Linked DNA regions of Homo sapiens: region 2 is linked to region 1. Evidence: chromatin contacts called from ENCODE Hi-C or POLR2A ChIA-PET data. All regions are on one chromosome and are shown on one strand. Each heading gives the region's core, a stretch centred on a gene start or an enhancer-like site at or near the end of the contact. The rest is flanking DNA. Distances are from core to core; before and after follow the strand shown.

Region 1 (5,824 bases), core at 2,525-5,024:
GAGTCGGGAAGCACAGCAACTTTAAGGCTCGCGCCCAGCAACATGGCTCCCCTCGCATCTGCATCTCCCTCCTGCTCTGGTGTTGCCGCTGCACCCTGTCCTCGGAGGACAGCAGAGGTTTGGACGGAGACTCAGGGAGGGAGGGAAGGAGGCAAGGACGCCTGTGGAAACATCTTTCAGGCAGCTCTAGGGTCTGGGGGCCAGGATGCCTGGGTCTCCCAAGGCCTGTCTGCTGTCTCTGCCACCCTCAGCGGCTGCCAGAAGCAGCGTGTGGGGGAGGCATGTGCTGCAGCACACCTGCGGCCGAGACCAGCACTCAGAGGTCGGCTCCCCTGACAGGAACCGTGTAGGGTGCAGAAGGCTGAGACCTGTGGACACTGCGTGTTTTATGGCAGCTTGCTTGCTGGGGCTCATGGCCACAGTGGAGAGGGGCCGTGGGTCAGGGCAGCCCAGTGTGCAGTCCAGTGCCGGGCAGGAGTCTTGCAGGGGCTCATGACCACAGTGGAGAGGGGCTGTGGGTCAGGGGCAGCCTGGCGTGCAGTCCAGTGCCGGGCAGGAGTCTCACAGGGGCTCGTGGCCACAGTGGAGAGGGGCTGTGGGTCAGGGGGCAGCCCGGCATGCAGTCCAGTGCCGGGCAGGAGTCTCGCAGAATGCAGCCTGACGCCTCCACGTGGCTCCCCCGGCCCCTACAGGCTCCCTCAGCTGCAGAGCTGGGTCCCATCCGACGCTGTCGCTGGGCAGCGAGAGGCAGAGGCAGGTTCCCCGAGGGAAGCATGGGCCCCTTCTCCCGGCCACGGTTGCCCCAGCAGGAGTTCATCTTTGCAGCCCCAGAGCCAGGGTGATGTGGGCACAGGTGTCAAGTCAGGGTGGTCGGTAGCCTTGCGCCCGCAGGAGAGATATGGCCTGAAGCCTGCTGCACGTGCGTGCCACACGCGTGTGGGGCCACCTCTGCACATCCTGAGGTGACCCTTTTGGGGGGGTCGTGATGGTCAGTGCACGTGTGCCGGCAGGGCTGGTCAGGGTTCATCGCCTGCCCAGGAGCCTGAGCCTGAGGCAGGGAGGTGCTGGTGACCGTTCCCCCAAGGTGGCTCACCCACAGCACCGGGAATGGACCAGGTCGTCCCTGCCCCTCAGTAAGCCTGGGGACTGGCAGACCGTCTCTTTTCTGGGGACACGTATCCAGCCACACATGGGCTGACCCCCTCCCAGTCTCTGCACCCGACACAGTTTGATCCCTTCTCAGGCCAATCCTGAGGCTCAGGGCTGGCACACTGTCTCTATCCCAAGGCAAGCACAGGTGGGCACACTGCCCTTGTCCTTGGTCCACTGTGGGACTGGTCCTGTCTGTCTCCAGCGCCCAGCATGGCCTCCACACACCTCTGCCTCCAGGGCTGGCTGGGCCTGCCCTCAGAGTCCCTGCCACGCCAGCCGTTGGCTGCAGGCATATCACAGATAGGGGATGCTGCCCAGGGCTCCGAGTAGACCAAAAGATTCCTGCCCACAGCCCAGGAAGAGCAGGCAGGCAACGGCGATTCCCCGGGAAGGGAAGGGCCCCGGAGTGGGGTGCTCAGAACCCTGGGCCACTGTGCTGTTAACCACCACCTCCCGGCAATGGCTGGCCTCAGCGAGGCCCCAGGGCCTCCCCGCAGCCTCGCAGTGTGCATGTCCCTGGCCCTCTCCCATCACCAGGCTGTGGTGGGTGTGTGGGGAGGCTGTGGTACACAACGCAGGTAAAATAATATGAGAACATGCACCCAGCACCAGGGGACTCAGAGAATGTTGCACACATGCCCATTTTCTGCCTTTCTGGATATAGTTTGGTTGGGGTGTGTGTGTGTGTGTGTGTGTGAGAGAGAAAGGGAAGCTGCTATCCTTCCCACATGTGTTTGTGTGTGTGTCCAGCCCCACCCATGGGATCGTCCCCGCCCTGCCTTTCTAGCCACCCTCACTGGCCCAGGAGGGAGGGAAACCACCGTGGGGACTGGGATTTCTCAGAATTAAGGGGGCACGCAGGGTCATGGGGACAGACAGAATGACCCAGAAAGGAAGGAGGTGTACACCAGACCGCAGATGGAGCCCACCCACAGGCACGGACTCTCACGCAGACTTCGAGCACGCACACACATGCGCACAGAGAGATGGGGTGGACACACGTGGGGTTGGGACGCACCCATGATGTTCTGGAGCACAGGCCGCTAAACCACAGAGCAGCAGAGATCAAAGGCCTGGGCTCTCAAACTTAGTCTAAAATACTCTGGGCCTCCGCCCCGTAAGCCACAGGCCGCCCAGTGGCTGAGAGAAGGGGACAGTTGGGGCCAAGCAGGGCTGCTGAGCTGCGGGGGGCGCTCCCGCCACTGACTCTGGGGGCTGGCCCTGTGGCATTTGGCTTTGGTGGTCCCTAGGGCAGCTCCTTCCCCCACGCTAGGCAGGAAAGAGGCCAGGAGGCACTTTCTGGAACCAGGCACTTTTAATCGTGGAACCGAGGGGCCTGGAGTGTGAGGAGGGAGGGGCAGGATCGGGGGCAGAGTTAGGGCCCGGGAACTCTCGGGTTAGGGTGAAGACCCCGGGGTCTGACTGGTTCAGCCTTAGGTGCCCATGTTGGGGCTGGAGGGCCCCAGGATCAGGATGGGGCAGGGATGGAGGCCCCACAGAAGGAGGGCCAGGCTCCGGGGAGTCAGTATTGGGCCCCAGGGGCAGCAGCCTGGGGTCAGTGTCCTGGGGCTAGTGCCCCAGATCAGGACCCAGCCTGTCAGTCATAGTCCGCGTCATCAAACTTGGTGCTGAAGAAGGCGGCAGAGTCCTTGGCCAGCCGGGCCAGGTGCAGGGCACCAGTCACCACCAGCCCCAGGAGCAGCAGTGGCGGCACCAGCGTCCACATCGCGGCCAGGATGTTGTAGCACTTGGCTTTGGAGCCAAAACGCCGGGCCGCTTCCAGGTCACCAACCACCTTCTGATCTCGGGCCTGCAGAGAGACCAGACCACAGGGCCAGATCTCTATGTGTCCTCGGGGCCTGGGGGCCCTTCCCCACCCACACCCTGGGCACCTGGAAGGCCCCTACTGCACCCAAAATCTGGATGGAGGGGTGTGGCCTGAGGAGATACTCCTTGGGGCCCCAGCTATGGACCCGGGGGCCATCCCAGGCCAGTGTCAGCCTATCAGAGCTCTCTATGGGTGAGGGTCCCCCAGGGTGCTGAGACACCCCCCACCCTGCCAGCCAGGAGCTGAAGTCAAAGGGACCTCTGTTCCAGAAGCCCACAGCATGTGAACCCCCTCTTGATTGCAGAGACCTCTGTGGGTGCCTCCCAATGGCCTCTGTGCTCTTGGATGGGCCAGACCCCGTTAAGAAGAGGCCCCCCGGCCTTGCCTTCGTGAGGAGCTCTTTCCCGGCCATACTGATAGCTGTGCCCACAGAGCCCCTCACGGACAAGCAGAGCCCCCCGCGGCCCCCAGCACGGCAAGGACCCCCCACGGAGCTCCCCATCCCTCCCCCTTCCCCCCACCTTGATGGAGTAGTGGAGCCTCCCCCGCAACCTCGGTAGGGCCCCTGCCCACCTTGATGGAGTAGGCCAGCGCCAGGAAGCCGAGGCAACACAGATTCAGGTAGAGGGTGCTGAACACCGACCAGATCAAGTGGTCTCGAGGCGGGGGGTGCGGGGCCCCCAGTGTGAGGGCTGTGTGGGCACCGGCCTTGCTGGGCGTGGGGGCCCGGGTGTCCTCGCGGGGATACGCCGTGTCCATGGGTTCCAGCGCCGTCTCTTCCACACTCAGACTGGTGCTGGGAGGGTGGGCACCCGCTCACTTATAGCCCTGTCGCCCTCCCGGCCCAGCCCCTCAACGCTATATATAACACAAATTACAGCCTGCGGGCCGAGGGTGCGGCCCGCCCCTTAGCCCCCACCCCAGGGAGCCCCTGTCCGAGGCTGCCTTGGACCACCCAGCAGGGTCCCTCCTGACAGACATCCCATCTGGGAGCCCCCCGCTTGGAAGGCTACGGCCGGGCAGTGGCAGAGACCCCCACCCATCCCCCCACCCCCATCAAAGGCTGCTGGCCAAGTGGGCAGTGGGCAGACCACTGGCCAGAGCCCCCTCCGTCCAGGCCAAGAAGAGTTGGAGGTGTCGCCTCAGGGCCATGGGCCTCATAATTCAGGGATGTACAGGAGCCCCCTCCTCAGAACCAGAGCTGCTGAAACTGCAGCCCCTTCATTCCCAGAACTCAACTCTGCCCCTAACACTCTCAGAGCACCAGCGCCAGGCCCTAGGAGCGCAGGCATCCCTGCAAGGGGGACAGGGAGGGCGGCTGTCGGAGGAGGGCGCGAGAGAGAAGGAGAGAACCACATGGGGGGAAAGCCAGGGGGTGCAGCCTGTTAGGAGCCGGCAGGGGAACCCCCAGGGACCAGCAACAGCTGTTAACACTGGTGTCGGGATGCAGGGAGCCTGTGGGCTCCTGTGGTGGACACTCCCCTCAGCCTCCTCGGCTGCCCTCCCTGATCCCAGAATGTCTGTGGTGAGTGGTCCTGTTTAGGGCTCAAGGTCCGCCCCAGTCTTGTCTCTGGCTGTAGATGCCTGTGTGTGCTGACGACTCACATTTATGTCTTCAGCCCAGACTTCCCCCCAAAGACATTGGCTTGGTCCCCAGCTCTGGACACACACACGCAACTCCTGCTCTGTGGACCTCCACCCACGTGCCAACAATAGACCCTGGATCCTCCCTCCCAACCTCCTCTGCCAAGCCTTCCCCGGAGCAGTGGTGGCAACTGCACCGGGCCAGAAGGCTCAGCTTCCCCGTCTCCCAGTCGGCCACACTCCTGAGTGCCCAGGACCAAGCTGCCCTCCCTCCTCCAGGACGCACACTCGCCACCTGCAGGGGATGGTTGGGTGGGGGGTTCCTTGCTGCTGTGCTTGAGCCTGTGAACCCCAAATATCTGAGACAGGTCTCGGTTAATTTAGATTATTTTGCCAAGATTGAGGATGTGCCTGTGACAGCCTCTGGAGCTCCTGAGGATCTGTACCCAAGGTGGTCGGAGCACAGTTTGGTTTTATACATTCTAGGGACACAGGAGACATCAGTCAACATATGTAAGATGAACATTGGTTCAGTCTGGAAAGGCAGGACAATGCAAAGCAAGGCAGGGAAGACTCGAAGTGGGGAGGCGCTTCCCGGTCGCAGGTAGATAAGAGACAAAGGTTGCATTCTTTTGAGTTTCTGACTTGCTTCTCCAAAGGAGGCAACCAGATATATGCATTCACCTCAGTGAGCAGAGGGGTGACTTTTTTTCTTTTGTTTTTGTTTTTTTTTTTTTTTTTGTGAGACAGAGTCTCACTCTGTCGCCCAGGCTGGAGTGCAGTGGCGTGATTTTGGCTCACGGCAACCTCCGCCTCCCGGGTTCAAGCGATTCTCCTGCCTCAGCCTCCCGAGCCGCTGGCACTACGGGCTCCCGCCACCACGCCCGGCTAGTTTTTGTATTTGCAGTCGAGACGGGGTTTCACCATGTTGGTCAGGATGAAAAAAGCTAACTCTGTAAAGTATTTAAAGAGGTTTGTCCTACGCCGAATATGACTGACCACGGCTCATGATACAGCCTCCAGAGTTCCAGCAAACGTGCCAAAGGTGGCTGGGCTACAGCTTGGTTTTATACATTGTAGGGAGACAGAAGTTGCAGGCAAAGACATAGATCAATACAAGTGTCAACGAAAAGAGTCCAACTCTGCGAAATATTTGAAGAGATTTATTCTGAGCCAAATATGAGTGACCATGGCCTGTGGTGCGGCCCTCAGGAGGTCCTGAGAACATATACCCAAGGGGCTCAGGGCACAGCTTGGTTT
Region 2 (6,789 bases), core at 3,387-5,886, 170 kb after region 1:
GGCCTGGCCAGTGCCTCCCGTGCTCCAGGCCCAGCTCGCTCCTTCTCCCTTTCTTAGGCAGTCCCAGCGGGGGTCACGTGCAGAACCTGCAGGCCCGGTGTGCACTGTGTAACTAGGCTCCAGAAATAGATGAGGGAGCATGTGCCGTGCCTGGGGCCCCTGTGGAGGGGCCACCTGGGGACGCTGGACCTGTGGCTCTGGAGGCAGTGAGGCAGTGGGCAGGAGCCCCGTGTGTGCCTAGAGGGAGCTTTCAAGGAGGACTTGGTCTTTCTTGAATTCATCCATCAGCACCTGGCTAGGAGGGTCTGTGGCATCTGCCGGGCACAGCAGGGTAGGTGGATTAGGAAGCAGGACCGGGTCTCACCTCAAGTGTCCCACATGGCAAGAATTGTCAAGAGCAGGAGTGCAGGGGGTGTCTTGGGAGCACTCCCCGAAAGCATTCACCAGGCCCCCACCAGGCGCATCACAAAGCCTCACCACCCCAAGCCAGGCCCTGCCCTCCCAGGCCTGGTTCCTATGGGAAGCACTAGGTGACCCAGACCCAGAGGGGCCAGGAGCTTAGACCCCTGAGGGGGCAGCAGTGGTGGGCACGTCCCCCACTTCACCCAGCACTGGCCTCTCCTGAGTGGCCCCCGACGTGAGAGGCTGGGTTCTGCCATCCTGTCCTCTCCAGCAGGGAGCCCCTGCGTGTGTTCATTGAGAGGGGCCAGGAGACGGGAATTCACGGGGCCCTGGGCACTCTTCTCTGAGGTTCTGTTCTGGGGACACTAAACGCGCTCCCAACTCACATTCTCTTTCCCCCTCACCCTCTTTGAGGGCACAAAAGAAGCCACCTGTCCTTCTCTGCTGCTGGCACCTAGAACCTGCTCTGGGCTCCTTCCTGGAAGGCTCGGCTGCCCCAGGTCACCCTGGCACTGACCGTGGCTCTGTGGCTCCTTCCAGTGAAATTGCCGTGGTGCACCTGTCCTGAGTCCATTCTCATGGCCTGGACCCGCACTGCTGCACACCAGAAGCCCAGCTCCTGGGCAGCCACCCTACCTGCCCCTACGCAGGGTGTCCACACAGAGGGTGTCCGCACACAGGGTGCCCACACACAGGGTGTCCCCACACAGGGTGTCCAGAAGGCTGTGGGGGCTGGTTTACTTTTAATACTAGAATTATCTGATGTCCTCAAGGGTAGATTTTCTTATATAGAAAATACCTTCTAGGCCAGGCGCGGTGGCTCACGCCTGTCATCCCAGCACTTTGGGAGGCTGAGGCGGGCAGATCACGAGGTCAAGAGATCGAGACCAACCTAACCAACATGGTGAAATCCTGTCTCTACTAAAAATACAAAAATTAGCCGGGCGCGGTGGCTCATGCCTGTAGTCCCAGCTACTCGGGAGGCTGAGGCAGGACAATCGCATGAACCTAGGAGGTAGAGCTTGCAGTGAGCTGAGATCGCACTACTGCACTCCACCTGCCGAAAAAGCGAGACTCCGTCTCAAAAAAAAAAAAAGAAAAGAAAAGAAAATACCTTCTAGAAATTAGGCTTAATTTTATTTTTTATTTATTTTATTTTTTTTTGAGATGGAGTCTCGCTCTGTACCCCAGGCTGGAGTGCAGTGGTGTGATCTCGGCTCACCGCAAGCTCCGTCTCCCGGGTTCACGCCATTCTCCTGCCTCAGCCTCCCGAGTAGCTGGGAATACAGGGCCCACCACCATGCCCAGACAGTTTTTGTATTTTTAGTGGAGACGGGGTTTCACCGTGTTAGCCAGGTTGGAATTTTTTTTTTTTTTTTGGTCAATGTTGACCAGGTTGGCCTCGAACGTGTAGCCTCGCCTCCCCAAGCGCCAGAACAAACAGCCTGAGCCACTGCAGCTCCCAGCCTTATTTTTTTGTTTTCAGACAGACTCTCGCTCTGTTGTCCAGGCTGGAGTGCAGTGGCACAATCCTGGTTCGCTGCAGGCTCCACCTCCCGGGTTCCCGCCATTCTCCTGCCTCAGCCTCCCGAGTAGCTGGGACTACAGGTGCCCGCCACCATGCCCGGTTAATTTTTTGTATTTTTAGTAGAGACGGGGTTTCACCGTGTTAGCCAGGATGGTCTCGATCTCCTGACTTCGTGATCCGCCCGCCTCAGCCTCCCAAAGTGCTGGGATTACAGGCATGAGCCACCATGCCTGGCCAGCCTTATTTTTAAAAATTAATATTTATGTTATTAAAGTTAAAAAGTTATAAAACTAGTGTGTCTTTATTCAGCTTGCTGTCATTGTTCTTTTTATGGATCTAACAGGTTCCCCACCTTAGGGGATGATTTTCTTTTTCTTTTTTTTTTCTTTTTTTGGAGACAGGGTCGTGCTCTGTTGCCCAGGCTGGAGTGCAGTGGCGTGATGGCCCACTGCAACCTTCACCTCCCAGGTTCAATCAGTTCTTGTGCCTCATCCTCTGTGGTAGCTGGGACTATAGCCGTGCACCGCCACGCCCCACTAATTTTTTTATATTTTGGTAGAGACAGGTTTCACCATGTTGCCCAGGCTGGTTTTGAACTCCTGAGCACAGACAGTACACCCGCCTCAGCCTCCCAAATTGCTAGGATTACAGGCGTGAGCCACTGCGCCCGGCCCCGTTTTGCTTTTCTTGAGTCAACGTTATTGACCTATAATTTACTATAATCTGTGTCTGATTCACGCGTACGGCTGATGAGTTTTAACAGACTCAGAGCCCCGTGTGCCCACCACTGCATGGGGGTGCGAAAGTGTTCACTGTTCCCTGCGCTCAGAGTGCCTCACCCCGGCTCGGGCAGTGCGGAGGCATCTCCCCTGCGCTCAGAGTGCCTCACCCCGGCTCGGGCAGTGCCAGTGCATCTGCCTGGGTGAGAGCAGGGTCTGTGCTGCCGGCCCCGGCTTCCTGTGAACGCAGTTGCTCCTCCGGCCTGGCCTCTCCCGCTGGAGGGCAGCTTCGCGGCATCCTTGCTGTGCCTGCCGGTGGGCTCACTGGGGAGCTTCCGTTGCGTGGACACGGCACCGTTCACTGATCTGCCTGTATGGGGGTGACCCTGGGGGAGAGTCCAGCTTTCCTCACCAGTCCATTACATTTTTATCCCATTTTAAACTTAGTAAATTAAACCTCTTCACACATTTTACTCAATAAAATACATGTAACATATATAAATGTAATACACTTAAAATATAAATATCCTTACTTGTAATACATATAAAACATAATGCATATAAATATACTCACAGTGCTGAAGAATAACAAAGTTGGACACAGAAACTACACAATTTCAAGACTTCCTGTCAAAAATGCACCGAAATACCGAGCCCAGAAACAGGCGCGCACGACTGCAGGCAGCCGATCCTTGACAAAGGAACAAAGGCAAGTCCATGGCGAAGGGATGGCCTTTTCAACACTGGCGCTAGAGCAACAGAACATCCACGTGCAAATCTAGACACAGACCTGACACTTCTCACAAAACCTAATTCTAAATGGATTCTAGATAAGCCTAAATGTGAAATGAGAAGCTATAAAACTTCTCTTTTTGTTTTTGAGACAGGGTCTTGCTCTGTCACCCACACTGGAGTGCAGTGGCGCAGTCACAGCTCACTGTAGCCTCCAACTCCTGGCCTCCAGCAATCCTCCTGCCTCAGCCTCCCAAGGAGCTAGGACTACCGGTGTGCACCACCACACCCAGCTACTTTTTAAAATTTTTTGTAGAGATAAAGTCTCACTGTGTTGCCCAGGCTGGTCTCAAACCCCTGCTTTGGCCTCCCAAACTGCTGGGATTACAGATGTGAGCTATCATGCCCAGGCATAATTATAAAACATCTGAGCTATCATGCTCAGCCACAATTATAAAACATCTTGGAGAAATCACAGGAGAAAGTATAGTGACCTTGGGTTTGGTGATAATAAAATACCAGTAGCACAATCCATGAAAATAAAAACTTGATCAATTGGACTTCATTACAATTAAAATTGTCTGCTGGGTGTGGTGGTTCATGCCCTTAATCCTAGCACTTTGGAAGGCCAATCTAGGAGGATTGCTTGAGGTCACAAGTTTGAGACCAGCCTGGGCAACATAGTGAGGACCACCCCCCCCCCATCTCTACTAAAAATTAGGAAAAGATAAATTGGCTAATTGTGGTAGTACATGCCTGTGGTTCCAGGTACTCAGGAGACCGAGGCGAGAGGATTGCTTGAACCCAGGAGGTCTAGGCTGCAGTGAGCTATGGTAGCACCACTGCACTCCAGCCTAGGCGACAGAGTGAGACCTTGAAAAAATTAAAATTTCTGCTTTGTAAAAGACACTGTTAAGGGAACGAAAAGGTGAGCCACAAGCTGTTGAAAATGTTTACAAAACACCTATCTGATAAAGTACTTGTATTCAAAATATGCAAAGAACTCTTAAAGCTCAAGAAGAAGAAAAACAGGCTGGGCAGGGTGGCTCACACTTGTAATCCCAGCACTTTGGGAGGTTGAGGCAGAAGGATTGCTTGAGGCCAAGAATTCCAGACCAGCCTGTGTAACATGGTCTATTAGTCTGTTTTCATACTGCTATAAAGAAATACCCAAGACTGGGTAATTTACAAAAGAAAGAGGTTCATCGACTCACAGTTCCGAATTGCTGGGGAGGCCTCAGGAAACGTACAATCACTGTGGAAGGCAAAAGGGGAAGCAGGCACCTTCCTCACAAAGGCGGCAGGAGAGACTGAGAACGGGCACAGGAAAAACTGCCACTCTTTTTTTTTTTTTTTTTTTTTTGAGACAGAGTATTGCTCTGTTGCCCAGGCTGGAGTGCAGTGGCATGATCTTGGGGCTCACTGCAACCTCCGCTTCCTGGGTTCAAGCGATTCTCCTGCTTCAGCCTCCCGAGTAGCTGGGACTACAGGCATGCGCCACCTCGCCTGGCTAATTTTTGTATTTTTTAATAGAGACGAGGTTTCACCATGTTGGCCAGGTTGGTCTGAAACTCCTGGCCTCAAGTGATCCGCCCACCTCGGCCTCCCAAAGTGCTGAGATTACAGGTGTGAGCCACCGCGCACGGCCAAAACTGCCGCTTCTAAAACCATCAGCTCTCGTGAGACTCCCTCACTACATGAGAACAGCATGGGGGAACCGCCCCCATAACCCAGTCACTTCCCTCCCTCCACACGTGGGGATTACAATTCAAGATGAGATTTGGGTGGGGACACAGCGAAACCGTGTCACATGGCAAAACCCCGTCTCTACAAAAAATACAAAAATTAGCCAGGCGTGGTGGTGCACACCTGCAGTTCCAGCTACTCAGGAGTCTGAGGTGGGAGGATCCCTTGAGCCCGGGAGGTCAAGGCTGCAGTGAGCCAAGATCACACCACTGCACTCCAGCCTAGGCAACAGAGCAAGACCCTCTCTTTCAAACACAAACCTGGGTGACACCCACTCGGAAGGCTAAGGCAGGAGAATCACTTGAACCCAGGAGGCAGAGGTTGCAGTGAGCCGAGATGGGGCCACTGCACTCCAGCCTGGGTGACAAAGGCAAAACTTTGTCTCAAAACAAAGCAAAACCTGGGTGAAAGGTCTAAGCAGATGTTCACCAGGGAAGTTATTCAGACGGGAGATTGCGGTGGGAGGATACCCAGCATCATTTGTCCTTCAGGAACTGGAAACAGGGAGACGCCACTGCATACCCGACGGAGCAGCTAAAACCTTAAAAACCGACAGTACCAACGCTTCCAGGAACTCTCACCCATTGCTGGTGGGAATACAAAAGGCTAAAGCCGCTTTAGAAGACAGTTTCACAGACTCTCACAGAACTAAATATAAATATATTCTTGGGCTGGACGTGGTGGTTCACGCCTGTCATCCCAGCACTTTGGGAGGCTGAGGCAGGTGGATCACGAGGTCAGGAGATCAAGACAAGCCTAGCCAACATAGTGAAACCCCGTCTCTACTAAAAATGCAAAAAATTAGCCTGGCATGGTGGCAGGCACCTATAATCCCAGCTACTCGGGAGGCCAGGAGGCGGAGGTTGCAGTGAGCCGAGATCGCAACATTGCACTCCAGCCCGGGCAACAGTGCGAGACTCTGTCTCAAAAAATATAGATATAGATATAGATAGATAGATAGATTCTTACCATGCAATCTAGCAGTTTTGCTCCTGAATATTTATCCAACTGAATTGAAAACTTATGTCCACATAAAAACCTGCATGCAGGCCAGGCATGGTGGCTCACGCTTATAATCCCAGCAGTTTGGGAGGCTGAGGCAGGAGGATCGCTTGAGCCCAGGAGTTCAAGACCAGCCTGGGCAACATACTGAGACCCCATCTCTACCAAACTAAAAAACTTAGCCGAGTGTCACAGCACACACACATGGTCCCACCTGTCAAGAGGCTGAGTGGGATCTCAAGCCCGGAAGGCAGAGGTTGCAGCGAGCTGTGATTGAGCCACTGCACTGCAGCCTGGGCAACAGGGTGAGACCCCATCTCTAAAAGATAGTAATGAGCATTAAGCCACTGCGACCGGGAGGAACCTTAAATACATGTTTCTATAAATACACATTCCTAAGTGAGAGGAGCCAGTTGAGAAGGCCGCGCACTGTGATTTCAGCTCGATGACCTTCTGGAAGAGGCAATATGATGTGGTAGTGAAAACATCAGTTGTTTCCCGGGGAAAGGGGAGAGTGGATAGTAGAATGCAGCATTCGTATGGCAGTGAGGCCACTCTGTGTGGCACCATCCTGGTTGGTACATGACACTGCGTTTGTCCGAACCTGTAGAACTGGACAACACGAGCAGACCGTGTGCAGATTTTAAACATTCATTGAGG

The links. Hi-C counts contacts between places; a loop is a spot of excess contacts on that map. ChIA-PET counts read pairs that join two places held with the same protein, here RNA polymerase II (POLR2A). Pooled maps may share reads with other maps.
Region 2: POLR2A ChIA-PET joins it to region 1 with 17 read pairs in PC-9. The contact joins the enhancer-like site here to the promoter of IFITM5 in region 1. A Hi-C loop is called at or near these places in 14 of 168 maps with a recorded cell type or tissue (B cell, CD4-positive, alpha-beta T cell, CD4-positive, alpha-beta memory T cell and 8 more), 9 of 37 single-sample maps with no recorded cell type and 9 of 50 pooled maps. POLR2A ChIA-PET finds 5 or more read pairs at or near these places in 8 of 52 experiments (A549, CD4-positive, alpha-beta T cell, CD4-positive, alpha-beta memory T cell and 5 more).

The regions. Positions count from the first base shown.
Region 1 is chr11:295,752-301,575 of GRCh38, forward strand. It overlaps IFITM5 (interferon induced transmembrane protein 5), which reads right to left and starts at 3,775. Exons shown (of 2, transcript NM_001025295.3): 1 at 3,554-3,775; 2 at 2,449-2,962. The coding sequence starts at 3,739. The coding sequence ends at 2,750. It overlaps PGGHG (protein-glucosylgalactosylhydroxylysine glucosidase), which reads left to right. Exons shown (of 14, transcript NM_025092.5): 14 at 1-356. RefSeq lists an enhancer at 2,946-3,105.
Region 2 is chr11:461,680-468,468 of GRCh38, forward strand. The region is part of intron 2 of PTDSS2 (phosphatidylserine synthase 2); the gene reads left to right. Among named protein-coding and RNA genes, the nearest start is that of PTDSS2, 15 kb to the left of the region's middle. RefSeq lists an enhancer at 5,482-5,981. Within about 2 kb of position 4,637, at least 2 of the 41 ENCODE cell types and tissues checked have a DNase peak (open chromatin) inside an H3K27ac peak, as active enhancers do; they include PC-9, where a contact is called at or near this core.